2 separate regions of the Homo sapiens genome follow, and region 1 is linked to region 2. The links are chromatin contacts, found by Hi-C or POLR2A ChIA-PET in ENCODE. All regions are on one chromosome and are shown on one strand. Each heading gives the region's core, a stretch centred on a gene start or an enhancer-like site at or near the end of the contact. The rest is flanking DNA. Distances are from core to core; before and after follow the strand shown. Region 1 overlaps DENND1A (DENN domain containing 1A). Region 2 overlaps DENND1A (DENN domain containing 1A).

Evidence for each region. A loop is a pair of places that touch in the nucleus more often than their neighbours do. ChIA-PET counts read pairs that join two places held with the same protein, here RNA polymerase II (POLR2A). Pooled maps may share reads with other maps.
Region 1: a map of esophagus muscularis mucosa shows a loop between it and region 2 (2.1-fold over the local background). The contact joins two enhancer-like sites. A Hi-C loop is called at or near these places in 1 of 168 maps with a recorded cell type or tissue (esophagus muscularis mucosa) and 10 of 50 pooled maps. POLR2A ChIA-PET finds 5 or more read pairs at or near these places in 2 of 52 experiments (both activated CD4-positive, alpha-beta T cell).

Annotation. Positions count from the first base shown.
Region 1 is chr9:123,545,744-123,550,903 of GRCh38, forward strand. The region is part of intron 13 of DENND1A (DENN domain containing 1A); the gene reads right to left. Among named protein-coding and RNA genes, the nearest start is that of MIR7150, 63 kb to the left of the region's middle. Within about 2 kb of position 3,693, at least 4 of the 41 ENCODE cell types and tissues checked have a DNase peak (open chromatin) inside an H3K27ac peak, as active enhancers do.
Region 2 is chr9:123,640,454-123,645,340 of GRCh38, forward strand. All of the region lies in intron 9 of DENND1A (DENN domain containing 1A), which reads right to left. Among named protein-coding and RNA genes, the nearest start is that of MIR7150, 160 kb to the left of the region's middle. Within about 2 kb of position 2,283, at least 6 of the 41 ENCODE cell types and tissues checked have a DNase peak (open chromatin) inside an H3K27ac peak, as active enhancers do.

The DNA.
Region 1 (5,160 bases), core at 2,443-4,942, 93 kb before region 2:
GGTGTGAGACACCACGCCCATTCCCAAGATCTCCTGTTCTTAAGAAGTTCATAGTCTAGCTATGCATATGAAGTCACTTAGCACCATTTCAGGCTGCAAATTGTCAAATGTTATCATTGCTTGAAAATGGATCAGAAAGATTTCCTTTTCAGAGTCTCACTGAAAAAGTGAGAGACCCTAAAGTGAGAACATCTGATTTTAAAACACCAGTAGCAGCAACCGTTTCTCTTTGCCACTGCTTCCACAAAGATAGAGTATTTAAAACTGCCGTGGTGGCTTCAGCTTAATCCATGACTATAGTCCTCTCTTGTGTATTTCTAACTAGAAGAGAATATTTACTGGTCATGACAATTCTGCAGGAGATGATCCTCCCTAACTCTAAATGCCTGTGGTTAGCCACCATGCAGCTGCTGGGCTGTGCCTTCGCTTTACATTTACACATTCGTGATGTGGTGTTTGTGTGGCTTATTCCTCTCAGGTTCTAAGATGAAGCTGCAGCTGATACGTTTTAAAACTAAGTATTGGCCGGGCGAGGTGGCTCACGCCTGTAATCCCAGCACTTTGGGAGGCCAAGGTGGGCAGATCACCAGGTCAGGAGATCAAGACCATCCTGGCTAACACAGTGAAACCCCGTCTCTACTAAAAATACAAAAAAAAAAGTAGCCGGGCGTGGTGGTAGGCGCCTGTAGTCCCAGCTACTTGGGAGGCTGAGGCAGGAGAATGGTGTGAACCTGGGAGGCGGAGCTTGCAGTGAGCCTAGATCGCACCACTGCACTCCAGCCTGGGTGACAGAGCGAGACTCCATCTCAAAAAAAAAAAACAACAACTAAGTATCTCTATTGTGCAACACTGAAATATGACCACCAGCCTTTCTGATGTATAGCATGGGGAAACAGGTATCAGTCATTCATTTGTTCATCCAGTCAGTCAACATTTAATGAGCACCTACTAATACCAGACTATGTGAGGGACATCAATGTGTATAAAACATGGCCCCATGCTTTAAAGGAGCAAAGTAAGAAAGGAGCCAGGATTATTAAATGAGATCAAGTTAAAGCCTAGAATTCCTCCAGGATGGTGCAAGATATACTAGCTATGTTTTATTTTTCAAGTATTTCATATGAATTTCATTTGAACATATGGGAAATTTCATTTTGATCATATTCAGTTATGCTCTTTGAAATCATTCAGTTGAGATTGATCATAGTGTTTAAGTGGATTTCCTGCTAGTTCCCATCTTCTCTCACTTAGAGAGCTACTTTTTACTTGGGCAGTCTACTTCTAGAACAATGGTTCCCAGTTCATTGATCATTTATTGTGTGACTCCAAGGTAACAAGACTCTCAAACTGGGTTCTGAACAACATCAGTGTCCCTGTGACGTGGGCAGTGGAGATTTGGTGCCAATATTGAACAATGGTCATTTTTTCTCAATAGGCAACAAATGTTTTGATGAATTAAGCCTCAATTATATTTTCTCATATGCATTTAAAAAACTGACTGTAGGGCCGGGTGTGGTGGCTCACGCCTGTAATCCCAGCACTTTGGGAGGCCAAGGCAGGCAGATCACCTGAGGTTGGGAGTTTGGGACCAGCCTGATCAACAGGGAGAAACCCTGTTTCTACTAAAAATACAAAATTAGCTGGGCATGGTGGCGCATGCCTGTAATCTCAGCTACTCAGGAGGCTGAGGCAGGAGAATCACTTGAACTTGGGAGGCGGAGGTTGTGGTGAGCTGAGATGTCGCCATTGCACTCCAGCCTGGGCAACAAGAGTGAAGCTCTGTCTCAAAACAAAAACAAAACCTGACTGTAATTTTTTAAATGACTCTGATTTTCAACTCTTGGTACCTTCCACCCCTATTTGTCCATAATTGCTGGTGGGCAATAAAATGAATAAATAAATAAATAAATATTAAAGGAAATAATTAAATATGTGATTTATTTCAAATCCTTTATGTATCATTTGAGATAAAAGCCATACTTTCACAATTAGTTCAAAAGAAAGAATTAAATGGGCCAGAATAATTTCAGGGTGTTTTGCATGGCTCCAGGTTCTTGGGCACTTGTTGAACAAGTATGGACACCACTATTCTAGAATGTCGCAGTCTCATCTTTCCCTTCCTCCTTTACTTTGTCACCCAGGGATGGTCACTATCATTTAGTTAACATCTACTATCAGCAAGGCACTATGCTGGTGTTTGGTGCATATTATTGCTATTTTTCTCAAGAGTCCTGCTAGCTAGGCATTATTTACATCTTACACATGAGAAAAGTGAGTCTCAGGATGGTGAAGTAACTTCCAGAGTCATCTTCTAGTAGATGACAGAACTAGAATTAAAACCCAGGTGATTCCAAAGGCCATACTCCTTCCATCACATTCGGTGGCCTCCTTAGCCACTTAGAGCCACAGAGCTATAGTGATGGTCCCTGAAGTCCTGGGGCAGAAGCACCTCCCCTTATCCTTGCTTCATTCCCAGGACATGATCTTGACTTCAGATGACCACTAAAATGGGAAAAAATGTTAATTAGCAAGTTACCAGCCCCTTCTGCAGTCCCCTTTACACTCCCCCATCAATGAATCTGCTTAGCTCCGGCCTGTAGGTTTTGGCTATAATTCCTTATCCACTTGCCTAAAATATACCGGAAAATAAAACAAATGTTTCATGAACTTTTCCTACAGATATTCTTGGGTCCATATTCGTGCTTCCCACAGACACTGCTACCCACTTAACAAAAGCACGGACTCTGTGAAAAACATTTTGGAGGTTCCTCAAAAAGTTAAACGTAGAATTACCAGATGACCCACAACTGCGCTTTTAGGTATATAGCCAAATGACTTGCAAGCAGGTGTTCAACTATTAATTATACACACACATTCACAGCAGCACTACTCATAACAGCCAAAACATAGAAACAACCCAGGTGTCCATTAACAAGTGAGTGGATAAACAAAATATGGTATATACAGATAGTGGAATATTATTCAGTCTTAAAGAGGGCTGAAGTTCTGATGCATGCTATAACACGGATGAACCTGGTGAACATGATGCTACCAAAATAAGCCAGGCAAAGGGACAAATATTGAATGATTCCGCTTCTATGAACTATCTAGAATAGGCAAATTCATAGAGACAGAAAGTAGACTAGAGGTTACTAAGGGCTGGGGGAAAGGGAAATGAGAAGTTCTTGCTCACTGGATACAGAGGTTCTGTTGGGAGTGATGAAAAATGTTGCAAATAGACAGTAGTGATGGTTGCACATTGTGAATGCCATTCATGCCAATGAACTGTATACTTAACAATGGTTAAAATAGCACATCTTATGTTATATGTATTTTTTACATTTTTTTTCCTTAAAGCATGGGCTCTTTAGACAGACCTGGGTGTGATGGGGTGAGTCCCAGCTCCACCACTCCCAACCTGTGTGGAGGGTCACAGAGCCTCACACAGACACACAGCTGCACACACACATCAGTCCCTTCCAGGCGTCATGCAGTTTCCTCTTTCTCCCGGTTTCCTTGCTTCCTTATCTCTCATCTTGCTGTACTGTACATAGTGTCTTAAGGTTCCTCAAACCTATTTTCAGCACAAGATGGGGGCACAGACAAATTAGTCACATCCCTTATGTGTGTTCTGGGAATCCTCTGCTTGTCTGTGTGGAGGGCAGGGAGTGCGCACCCTCCCACCCATCAAGGGTTCTTGATTCTTTTTCCATCTTGAGCCACCGCGAGGCTGAGTCAACCGAAATCTGCTTTCTTGCGATGCTGTGACAAGTTGGCCCCCACAGTCAGGCTCCTGCTCACAGACTCAGTTCTTCCACTCAGAAGGCTTTGAAATACAGCATTTCAAAGCTTTATTCACAAAGATGTTTAGTGGAGTATTACTTATAATATCAAAAGACTGGAAATAACCTAAATGTCCAACAAGGGAGGGTGGTTATGGAAATTATGGTAGTTATACTTGATGGAATATTCTGCAGTTATGTAAAAATGCATATGAAATCTTGTTAAATGGGGGCGGGGAACTAACTTTTAACTGAGATTTGCTTGTACCTATGTAAACCCTTTGCATAATGAAAAAATAAAGAGTAAATACAAAAGGCATATGTAGTAAAAATCAGTGGGACTATGGTGCTGTTTTGATTTTACTACTTTAAAAATATTTTTCTGCTTTCCACTACACCAAAAACAAATCCGAAAACAGTTTTTATTGTTTTTTCATAAACAACTTGAGATCAACAGGGTTACTCAATCAGGACACAGATATATGTGGTGTTTTTCCAACCTGCTCCAACACAACCTCGTGCATTCATCCTTGAAAGCCAGGCTATCAATCTGCTTTTATCTCAACTTCTGCGTCCTCCAGGGGTTTTAGGTGGATAAATATGACTCAGCAGAATCACATGCAAAATCATGGGCTATAAGGTGGATGATACCAGTGTACCCACAGCTGAATCTGGAAGCTGGCCTCTTGGGATGAACTAAGCAAGTGGGACCAGAGTGAGCTGGCTGCTGCCTGTTTAAACAGTTTGCTTACTGCCCCCACCCAGCATTCGCTCCCTGTGGGCAGTAGCTCTGTTCCCTTTATCTTAGGGAAGCCCAGCTAGCAGGTTGGCCCAGAGAGGGCCACACAAGCTAGCTGAATAAACAGCTCCCATAGTGCTCCATCTACACTGGCCTTTCCACAGACACTGGCACAGAAGAGGACGCGTCTTCAAACACCAATACCCATGGGTTTTGCTCTTTAACCTAACATATACCAAGGACCTGCGGTGGGCCAGACATGGGGAGAGGAACCCTCACATGCACCGTCATGCAGCATGGGTTATGAAATAAGAAACTCTAAGCAGAAAAGGGGATGAATTGAAAGCACACAAATCTATCTGCAAAAGTTCTTTAAAACTGAGACCAGCGTGTGTGAAATGTGTTTCGAGGGGGGTGTATTAGCCTTATTCAGATTTCATGATGATATAATTTTAAACAAAGGAGTGAGGTAAAAGATTGTTTAAAAAATTCTTTCGTTCTCTCTAGGAAGGAGGAATATTCAAGGCAAATTTTAGAACCATACTGCTACACATATCCTCCAAAAGTTGCAATCTTCTACCATGCAGAGAAAGGACCCTCGGCCTAGCAATTAAACTCATTTGTCTTTTATCCCCTTCT
Region 2 (4,887 bases), core at 1,033-3,532:
ATTCAATGACTAAATGACTAGGGAGAAGTGGTCCGTACGCAAAACCTCTTGGGAGTTGCCGTGACTATTCTGTTTTGCTTGGATTCACTCCCTATCTGCTATTACGACGATCCTAATATTCAGAAGTCTCCTAGGATCTTTATCGCTCTCCTTGTTTCTGAGAGTCAAATCGGGGTTTATGGCCTGCAAGGATGAGATTCAGCCTCAGGTAACATTTACAGAGTGAATAGTGCGCCCAGTGCTGGGCTCTGTGCTTTCATATCTGGATGGTCACCGGATCTTTTTAACCACCTTGAGGTAGGTGTGAATACTATCCCCATTTTCACAGAAGAGGACAGAGGGACTCCAAGAGGTCAAGTAACTTGCCCAAGGCCATATGGCTAGAAAGTGGCACATGGTGGATTAAGTACAAGGCGGAGGCAGAAGTGGAACAAAGCCATCCTGACTTGCAGTCTGATACTCTCTCCTCCACTCCTGCTGTCTTTTTTCTTGGGAAAAGATACCTCCAGCAGGGCTGTCTGACACATCTAGCTGGTAGACTCTGAAGCTATCAAGGTAGCAGAAAAGAACAAATGTGAATGTGCTCCGTGTCTGCACTTACCGATGATTTCATGGTCTAACCTCATATCACACTACCTTGGTTCACCAAAGTGACCACACTTTCAGTCTGCAGAAACAACACAGGAAATTATGAGTCCTTGCTCCCAGTGTCATAAGCACCTAGTAGGCGCTCAAAATTTCTTTTATGACAGCCATGTCTGCCAAAGTGGGTGCAGGGCTTTTTAAGTAGATTAAGATGTCAATGACTTAAATATTATCCTTTAAAATTCTGATTCTTTAAAATTCTGATTCATAAGAGTCATATGAGAAGCTATCAGTCCTGCAATCTAAGGAAGACACAATTTATTTCATGACTTGACCGCATTACTAAAATAATAAAATTTTCTGCCATGGCAGAAATCGGATGAATTTAATGAAATGGCAAAAAAAAAAAAAAAAAAAGAAACATCACCTGTTTACACACATGCACCCCAAATTACACCGGTGGACTGCACTGGTATTCCGTAAAATTACTGAGAGCCTGAACAGATTATACTCAGCTATGGTCCTTTTCTAGACTAGCCAAGGCCCCAGTCAAAGCTCTCCCAAAGAGAATATGGAAACAAAGAGCTTTTTAAGTGCCAGTCGGTACGCATAAACATCTTCTAAATGAACTTGATCAGTCTCTATTATGTCGTCTCAACATGAAAATGAGTCTAACGATGCAAAATAACAGCCACCAAAGAATAAATATTGTTTTTGTCTTAGAGAACTGTCTATTCACTGGTTCCAAATCAGGCTGTGTATCAATCATCCGGGGAACCTCAAAAAATACACATTCCATGGTTCCATACTAGACTTTGTGAACCAGAATGTCTGGAGATGGTGCCCAAGAACCTGCATTTTAACAAGTTTTCTGGGTGGTTCTAACATAATGCTAATCCATGGATCAGAACTGGGGAATCACTGACAATCTGAATCCTGTGCCTCATCCAAAGTGCTTGATGTTTGTTGAAGCAATGGGAGAAGAGGCAGGAGAGGAAGGTAAGAGCTAGCAGAGAGACCATGGCTGGTTGAAGTCACATCAAAGTGTCACAAATGAACCTGTTGATACTCTGTATTACAGAGTCTCTATGGTATCTCAAGGTTCTTCATTCCAATTAGAGTTTAACATGAATAAGAGAAAACCAATTCACACATAATTAAATGAAGAATATAGTTCAACAAGCAATTAATTATCTATACATTTTAAAGCCAGAGAATGCCCGTATAAGTAAAACCCACCAATCTTCTCTCCTACTTTCTGTCCATGGAAGTTCCTTTATTTTTTAACAGTTTTAAATATTCTCTGGACCACAATAAAATTGTATATAACGGAGATTAGAGAGGCTGTGCTGCTTGGAAGTTTGGCTGCAAAGCCTCTATTCCATGCCACTTCATTATAATTTCTTAAGGATTTCCCTCTTCACCAAAAGGATTAGTTTTCTTCTCACTTCTTTGAATACTCTTCTCAGGTTGTTAGTGTGAACTAGGTTACTCTCTCTCCTTTTTAACATATAAAAGATAAACACAATGTTCGATTTATTTTATTTTTTAAATAGAACACTAAATTTAGTCTTAGAATTCTCTGTTTGGTAAGTTTCCAGTTACAAGGTCTTGGCTTCCCTTGAGCACAGTTTGAAACAAAATAATGCAGTTTGTTCCTACGGCTGGAACATGCAGAGTGGAGTGTGCAGGCAAAGAGGCCTTGGCTCTGCTCCAGGATTTCAAAGCTCCTTCAACTGCCACTCTCATCTCTGCTTCAAGGGCGGCAGATAAGCAAACAGGATTAGTGTTTTCTAGTCCAGAAGAGCTAGGAAAGCTTTGCACACATCATTCAGGTGCTCAGCTCATCACACAGGCTGGCGTCAACATGACAAGGTGGCGTTCGTCAGGAAAGTAGCAAAAACGAAGCCAAATCTGAAAAGCTGCCCAGTCCACAAACTGGCCCTTTCTTAGGGCTCAAGACCAGATGGTACTCAGACAATGGATGCTGTCGGTGGGAGTGGTGGAACAGGACTGGGGCAAGGCTGGAAAAGTCTCCATGTTCCACTCGAATACTGAAACATCTCCTAAGGACCAGACTGTGTGCTGGTGGGGAGATGGAAGTATCACCCACCACTCCTCAGGCCACAGGGTACCCGGTCCTGCCCAGCTCCCACATGCCTGGGGACTAATTTTTGTTGACGCAGTTAGGAAGAAACTGACAGAGAGAGGGTGCCAGTTTATTTTTTTTGTCTTCCTTCAATGAGATACCATCAGAAAAGTAATAATGGTTTTCGGTTATGGGTGTAGAGGCTAATTAGGTCGTGGTCTTGCCACCATACAATATTTCCTTCTGAAAAGCATCCGCTGGGTAAAACAAATAGATGTTTCTCAGGAAAGTAAATATGCCTTTGTCATTATTTAACTGGATATTCTTAGTTGTCCAAATTTCTTTCAGTATCCCTAAATTATAAAGGGGGTGATTAGGACCAAGATACACTGCTCGAAGGAACTGCAACATATGAACCCTGGAAGGTTCTTTATTCTTTATTATATAGGACAAAGATACATAGCTGCAATATATGAACCCTGAAACCACAGTGAGTTACAGAAGATACGCCCCAGGGCTCCACCAAGGCCGCACTCATGGTAGGAATAGGGTGCAGGAGCTGCTGGGAGACAGCCAAGTCTAAGAAGGCATGGGCAGACGGAATGGAATCTGAAGTGTTTAAGGAAATGGAGCTGTGGCTAACAGACTGGGTGTGTCAATGGGAATTCACAGATCTGCCTCCTGTTTCCTGGTGCCTAGAGTAGTGTCAGGCGCACAGACAGGGCTTGCCGAATCTGAAGTAAAAAGCTTAGGTGTGCGTTCAAAGGTGACGACGACCAGGCAGAGGTTCTTTATATTATTTTAGATCCATGGCCAACAGGGTCATGCTAAGAATATTTCTCTAAGTACAAGTGTCACAGGGAATTCATGACAATGAAGAGTTACCAAGAAGGAAGTATGAGGCAGCAAGGATGCTGGCCTGGTTTTAATTCCATCTCTGCTGCTCATCTTAGACAAGGCACATCAACTTTCGGGGGTGCTAACATTCCCATCTGCAAAGGGAGAAGAAAACCCACAAGCTCCTAGGGTTGCTGCAAGAACGAATGAAAAAAATGATCACATACATGATTAGCATAGTGCCTGTCATATAGGAAATGGATGGCTCAAAAGGTTAACTTAAAAGAACTTTAAAAGGGTGGGGGAGAACGGCGGGGCTCCCATATAAAGTACTGAGGACGAATCTACTTAAGGATATTCTTACACATTTATTCTGTGAATGCTCTTTAGTGGTCTTGGAGCTTTACAAGCTACAAAAAAAAAAAAAAAAAAAAAAAACCTCTAAGTACTATACAATCAGGTCTTATTTTTCACCCAAACCAACAGCACCTAGCTCCACTAGTTACCTTATCCACCAGATTTGGCTCAGGGTATCTTTTTGGCTCTTTACAAGAATTTTCAAATTCCTTTAGTGGGGTGGCTATTCCTAACAACATGCCTCTGGCTCCTGTGACAGTTCCCGCACAAGGGACTGGAAAATGGTGTTAAGTAATGGCACCCAATAGACATAACCTGGTTCCCAGGCATGCACTTCGAAGGGGCTACGATTAGTTTGTGTGTAATCCCTTGATGTTTCTCCCTTTCCAGAAGCCAAAGCCTCCTTCCCCTGACACTGCATCATAACGACCTATATTCATGGCCACCTCTCCTATTGACTAGGACATGACCTTGGGCAAGTTATTCCGCCTTTCCAAATGGACTGGCTGTTCTGTAAAATGGGAATAATATCTATCTTCTAGGAATGCTGATGGAATTGTATTATCTCTATTAAGATCTTTGACCTACTTGCTCTCCATAGAGTTCCAAAAAGCAGTATGAATTAAGCTCAGATATGAAAATATGGAAGAAAAATGGGGCCTTTGTGCTACAGGGAATCACACTGAAGTATTTACATTAGAGAACAAGATTTAGTTAAGCCTTCCCTATTTATCATTTATAAAGGAAAACAATCAATATACATTAACTGAGCAAAGAGAACAAAAACTTACATTTTTCTTATACAGAATATCACAATGTTATTGACCGAGAAACCCCGAAATGCATATTACCTGCCTCTGAACTAAATATTGTTGAGTTTGTCTCTATTGACACAGCCATTTTTATAGAAGACAGCACTCGAGTGCTAGACAGCTTTTATCTTTCATGTGCTTGGTGGCTCTGAGGAGCATTAAGCCTCCATCTTATCAAACACAATTGAGAAGAATGTGGTTTGTCAA